2 separate regions of the Homo sapiens genome follow, and region 1 is linked to region 2. A link is an interaction called in ENCODE POLR2A ChIA-PET data of the cell type or tissue named here. Cell type or tissue: Panc1. All regions are shown on one strand.

Region 1 (2,500 bases), 530 kb after region 2:
AGAAGACATATTCCAAAAACCGTTCATAAATGTATTTATCCCTCCATGGGAGAGGTAGTTAGGCACATCTGGGACCTAATTCTGACAAAAAACCAAAAGCCTTTATAAACCAAAAGCTTCCCTTAAGTTAGCAGAAGCAAACTATTTGGAAACAAAGGAAAAACTCCTTTAAAAATACCTACACTCCTCAAAGTGGAAGAAGGTATTTGCATCATGTATGAAACATCATAAGATTGATAGCCAGAATATATAAGCACTGTACATCAGTAAGAATGAGACAGACAATCCGATGGGAAAAAAATGGCCAAAGACAAGAGTAAGCATTCATTGAAAGAGAATAACCCATAAACATATGAAAGGAAGCTCAACCTCATTCAGAATGAGCAAATGCAAAGGAAAACCACAGTGAGATCCCATTTCACACCCACCAGGTTAGTAAAAATATCAAAGGCAATAAACACCCAGCATAGTCGAAGGGGAGAGCAGTAAACAGATACAACCGTTCCTGAATATTGTCCACTATTGCCAGTAAAGTTACCTCCCTGAGGAAGAGTCTCTGGTGGAGAAAGGCAGAATTGCCCCATGAATGACTTGCACACCCAGAATGCCTGGCAAAGCTGCCTGGCGATAAATATTCAGCCTCAGAGGGCTGCCTTTCCCTGGGGAGGTGGGGCTGCTAGGAACTTCCTCTCCCCAGCAATCCAGTGCCACTTCCCACAGGTCACCAGATACTGGCAGCTGGAGTTCTCAGACAACTTTACACACAGTTGGCCTCATAAGACAGGCCACTGGCACCAGAGCCAGCCCTGACTTCTTATGCCCTGCAGCAAGGCTACCACCAGCCATGCACTGCAAAGGGGGATGTCCCTTCTCCTGGAATGAAGTTCACAATGTGCCCCCTTCCCTTCTCACCTTCTGCCCCTGCAAGTCCTGTGGTATCAGAGAAGGGTGACCACGTGCCTTATCTTCCCAATCCTTTGAACATAAGTTTCCCCATAGGTCGTATGTCTTAAACCCAGACCCCATGAAAGAGGGATGTTTACCTTCACCCACCAAGCCTCAACTCAAATAATATTTTCCAGTTAGTCATGACTTCCACATCTAAGAATGTTACAAGTGGTATTGTTGTTCATAGCAAAGACCAGAAATCCACATACCATCCCCCTTAGGCTGAACAAACATAAGCACACAGTAGGACACAGCATAGCCATGAAATAAATCAACAATGGTTACACGTCTCACCGTGGATGAATCTCAAAAACAGTTTTGAGCAAAAAAATAAAAAAAAAAAGAAAAGAAACTCACAAAAAAATACTCATAGTACAATTCCATGAATGTTCAAAACAGAACAAAACTAAACAATGTATTGTTTAGAGAGATACATATACTCAAGTCATAAAATTATAAATAAAAGCAAGGAATGGGTAACAAAAAATTCAGGATAGTGGTTATAACCTCTGACAGGAAAGAGGAAAGCCAACGGGGCGGCCACATGGGGGCGATATGCTATTTCTCAAGCTGGTGGTGGGCACAAGAGCATTCTTTTCAATATTCTTTTTAAGCTGGAAATTCACCTGTATACATTCTTTTCTTTGTATCTTTCAACACAAACATTTTGAAAGCAAAAATAGCTTCAGTGCTCACCTGTACAGTTTTGAAAGTCTGTGATGCCCATTTTTACTTGTAATTTTTTCATCCACTTAACTAATTTCAAGTCTACTTAACAGGCAGGAAGAAAACAGCTGTGTAATCTGTGTAATCAATGATCAAGGAAGAAGGGTGATGATTTTTTAAAACTGCTTTGTTGCTTAAAAAACCCTCTGAAAATGCACTTTGCAGAGGTGTGCATGTGCTTAGGGGGCAAAAAGGAACCCCCCAGAACTGAGATGCTCTTGCATGGTCTCAGCAGTTCTACCCATAGGGATGCCTGCATCTGGGAGGGGGTCACCCGCAGGGGCTGAGGAGAGGAGACCCATCCAGCAGGAGGTCACAGTGGCAGGCTCAAGAAAGAGTCAGCCTCGGCCAGGCGCAGTGGGTCACGCCTGTGATCCCAGCACTTTGGGAGGCCGAGGTGGGCGGCTCACGAGGTCAGGAGATCGAGACCATCCTGGCTAACACAGTGAAACCCCGTCTCTACTAAAAATACAAAAAATTAGCCAGGCATAGTGGCGGGAGCCTGTAGTCCCAGCTACTTAGGAGGCTGAGGCAGGAGAATGGCATGAACCTGGGAGGTGGAGTTTGCAGTGAGCCGAGATCTCGCCACTGCACTCCAGCCTGGGCGATACAGCGAGACTCCGTCTCAAAAAAAAAAAGAAAGAAAGAAAGAAAGAGAGAGAGAGAGAGAGAGAGAGAGAGAGAGAGAGAAAGAGAGAGAGAGAGAAAGAAAGAAAGAAAGAAAGAAAGAAAGAAAGAAAGAAAGAAAGAAAGAGAAAGAAAGGAAGGAAGGAAGGAAGGAAGGAAGGAAGGAAGGAAGGAAGGAAGGAAGGAAGGAAAGAAAAGA
Region 2 (2,500 bases):
CTCATAGCTTATTCCTTTTTAGCTTCCTGCCCTGACGAATGTCCCCACACCCTCACAGTGCTTCCTGGAATTACTTCCAAAATAAATGCCTTGTGCCCCAAACCCTGGGAATCCAAACTAACACAGTGACTTTCCCAAGGGCACACACCAGCAAGTGCCGAGGCCAGGTCCAGATGCAAACACCTTCTTCACCTTCCAGGCAAACTGGCACCTGCAACCTGGCTCCAGCACTGCTGGGCAGTGAGTGAGATACATCCCTGGATAAGTAGGTCACCACTGGTCTGCAGAAAAATAGCCCCCTAGAGGGGTTCCTGTCACAGGCCCTAAAATCTCTGTGTGTGTTACATTACATGGAAAGGGAAATTGATGCTGTGGATAAAATTAAAGCTACTAATTGACTTTAAAACAGAGAGATTATTCTGAATTGTCCAAATGGGCCCAATGTTTAAGGATCCTACAAGGATTAGAGGGCAGCAGAACTGGAGAGGGAGAGAGGGCTCTGGAAGGAAGGCAGGGGAAGGCACCATCGCTGGCTTTGAAGGTGGAAGAGGGGCCCCGAGTCAAAATAGATGGGTGGTTCCTAGAAGCTGGAAAAGATAAGGAAACAGCTTCTCCCCTGCATTCTTCAGAAAGAACACAGGCCTGCTGACACCTCAATTCTAGCTCAGCGACACCTGCGTTGGACTTTTAATAGATTCGGGTTGTTTAAGCCACTGATGTGATGGTTTGTTACAGCAGCCAAAGAAAACTCATGCAGCCACTTCAAGAAGTTAGCACCTCATCTCCGACTGTGTTTCAGGGACGTGGCTGATTCACTTTTATGATTGTGACTTATATGTCAATTATACCGCAGAAGATCTTGGAGCTGTTTGTGCAGACTGGGTGGATTAATTTTGTTCTGAAAACGTACACCTTGCGCTTTTAAGCATTTTCAAGCCAGGCTCTTAGAATGCTTTGCAGACACCAGCAGAAGAGAGCTGCGCGTGATGACCTGAGGGCTGCATTTGCCTGGGTCTGGTTTGATGAGCCTGGTGTATCGCTTCCATCCGTTCTGCTCATAGAAACCACAGAGATATCACTGCTGTGATATCATCAGTTCTCAACTGCACGGTGGAAATGCACGTGAATAATAAGCCTCCCGTGCCGCAGAACGGCTCCCACCTGCGCCTTTGGCAAACATTCGGAGCACAGTAAACAATGACGAGAAGGGGAAAGAGAAAGCAAGTGATTACTCATCAAGGAGCAGATTTTTAATAATACTTTAGGAGAATTTTTCCTAGAAGACAGTGGCTAATGTGAACACGTATTTGCCTAGACCATTTGGGGACCTGATAAGTGATACTTTTGAGTAGTAAACTTAAAAAATTCAACCGAAATGGAGAATGCCTTACCCAACACAAGGAAGCCTAAGGGAGTTAGAAATGAGTGCAGACAGGTTGAGCCCAAGCATATCTTCTCAGGGAAACACCGAGGTGGCATAAGTAGGCCCGTGGTTCCAAGAGGCTGAGAAAAGCCAGTGTCATAATGAATTGATGTCCCTCCCTCAGCTCCTTCCAGGAGCAAGGGGAAGTCAGACATTGTCAGAGGGAAGCCTCGTATGTGATGGGGTCAGGGAGAGTCTGAAGAAAGGACTGCCCGGACTATCTCATTGGAAAGCAATTCCTTAGGAACAGATTTCACTCAATGAAATACAATTTTAGGCCAGGCGCGGTGGCTCAGGCCTGTAATCCCAGCAGTTTGGGAGACCAAAGCGGGCGGACCACGAGGTCAGGAGTTCGAGAAACTCCTCGAGCGGTGGGGAAGTTGAGGAATACAGGGAATCTGTGCCCTGCAGCAGGACAATTCTGAGGGTCCCTATCAGGCCTGAAACCCCGTCACTACTAAAAATACAAAAATTAGCTGGGCTTGGTGGTACACACCGGTAGTCCCAGCTACTCGGGAGGCTGAGGCAGGAGAATCACTTGAACCCAGGAGGCAGAGGTTGCAGTGAGCCGAGATCATGCCACTGCACTCCAGCCCAGGCAACAGAGCGAGATTCAGTCTCAAAAAAAAAAAAAAAAAGAAAAAAGAAAAGAAACACAATTTTAAAGATCTGCCACCATGTTCCAAGCACTGTACTTGGTATTTGGAGTAGAAGGATGTACCAGGAACAGGCTCCAATGCCCTGAGAGCCTGGAGGCTGCTGTGGGCAGAAAAACAAATCAATTCCAAAACCTTGTAATGTGTGCAGCCTCTGAAAATGGACAGAGGTATGAAAGGAGCTCAGAGTATGGCATTGTTCGATTTGGGCACCCTGTAAAGCCCTCAGGAGGAGGTGTCATTGGAACTGCTGGCCAGAGGAAACACCAGCCCACGGCCACATCTGGCTGGCATCACCATCTCTCCTCTTCCCATGCATCCGTTCCTTTGATGGTGTTATTCACTGTGTGTCTTTCTGCTAGCCTGTGTCTCTTTTTCACCTTGAGCAATGCAGCTGCCTTTCATCTTCTCCAGGTCATTG

The links. Peaks named below come from ENCODE experiments on the same cell type or tissue, not always from the same donor. Only the 100,000 strongest peaks of a DNase experiment are listed, where the experiment ranks them.
Region 1: POLR2A ChIA-PET joins it to region 2 with 7 read pairs; 1 of 35 experiments calls an interaction of 5 or more read pairs at or near these places.

What each region holds. Positions count from the first base shown.
Region 1 is chr2:233,927,789-233,930,288 of GRCh38, reverse strand. All of the region lies in intron 2 of TRPM8 (transient receptor potential cation channel subfamily M member 8), which reads right to left. Among named protein-coding and RNA genes, the nearest start is that of TRPM8, 12 kb to the right of the region's middle. In Panc1, CTCF peaks have their summits at 1,263 and 1,492 (motif pointing right); no DNase peak of the experiment used is centred here; H3K27ac peaks cover 1,609 bases.
Region 2 is chr2:234,462,773-234,465,272 of GRCh38, reverse strand. No RefSeq gene overlaps it. Among named protein-coding and RNA genes, the nearest start is that of LINC01891, 9.4 kb to the right of the region's middle. In Panc1, no CTCF peak of the experiment used is centred here; a DNase peak (open chromatin) is centred at 1,131; H3K4me3 peaks cover 984 bases; H3K27ac peaks cover 2,078 bases.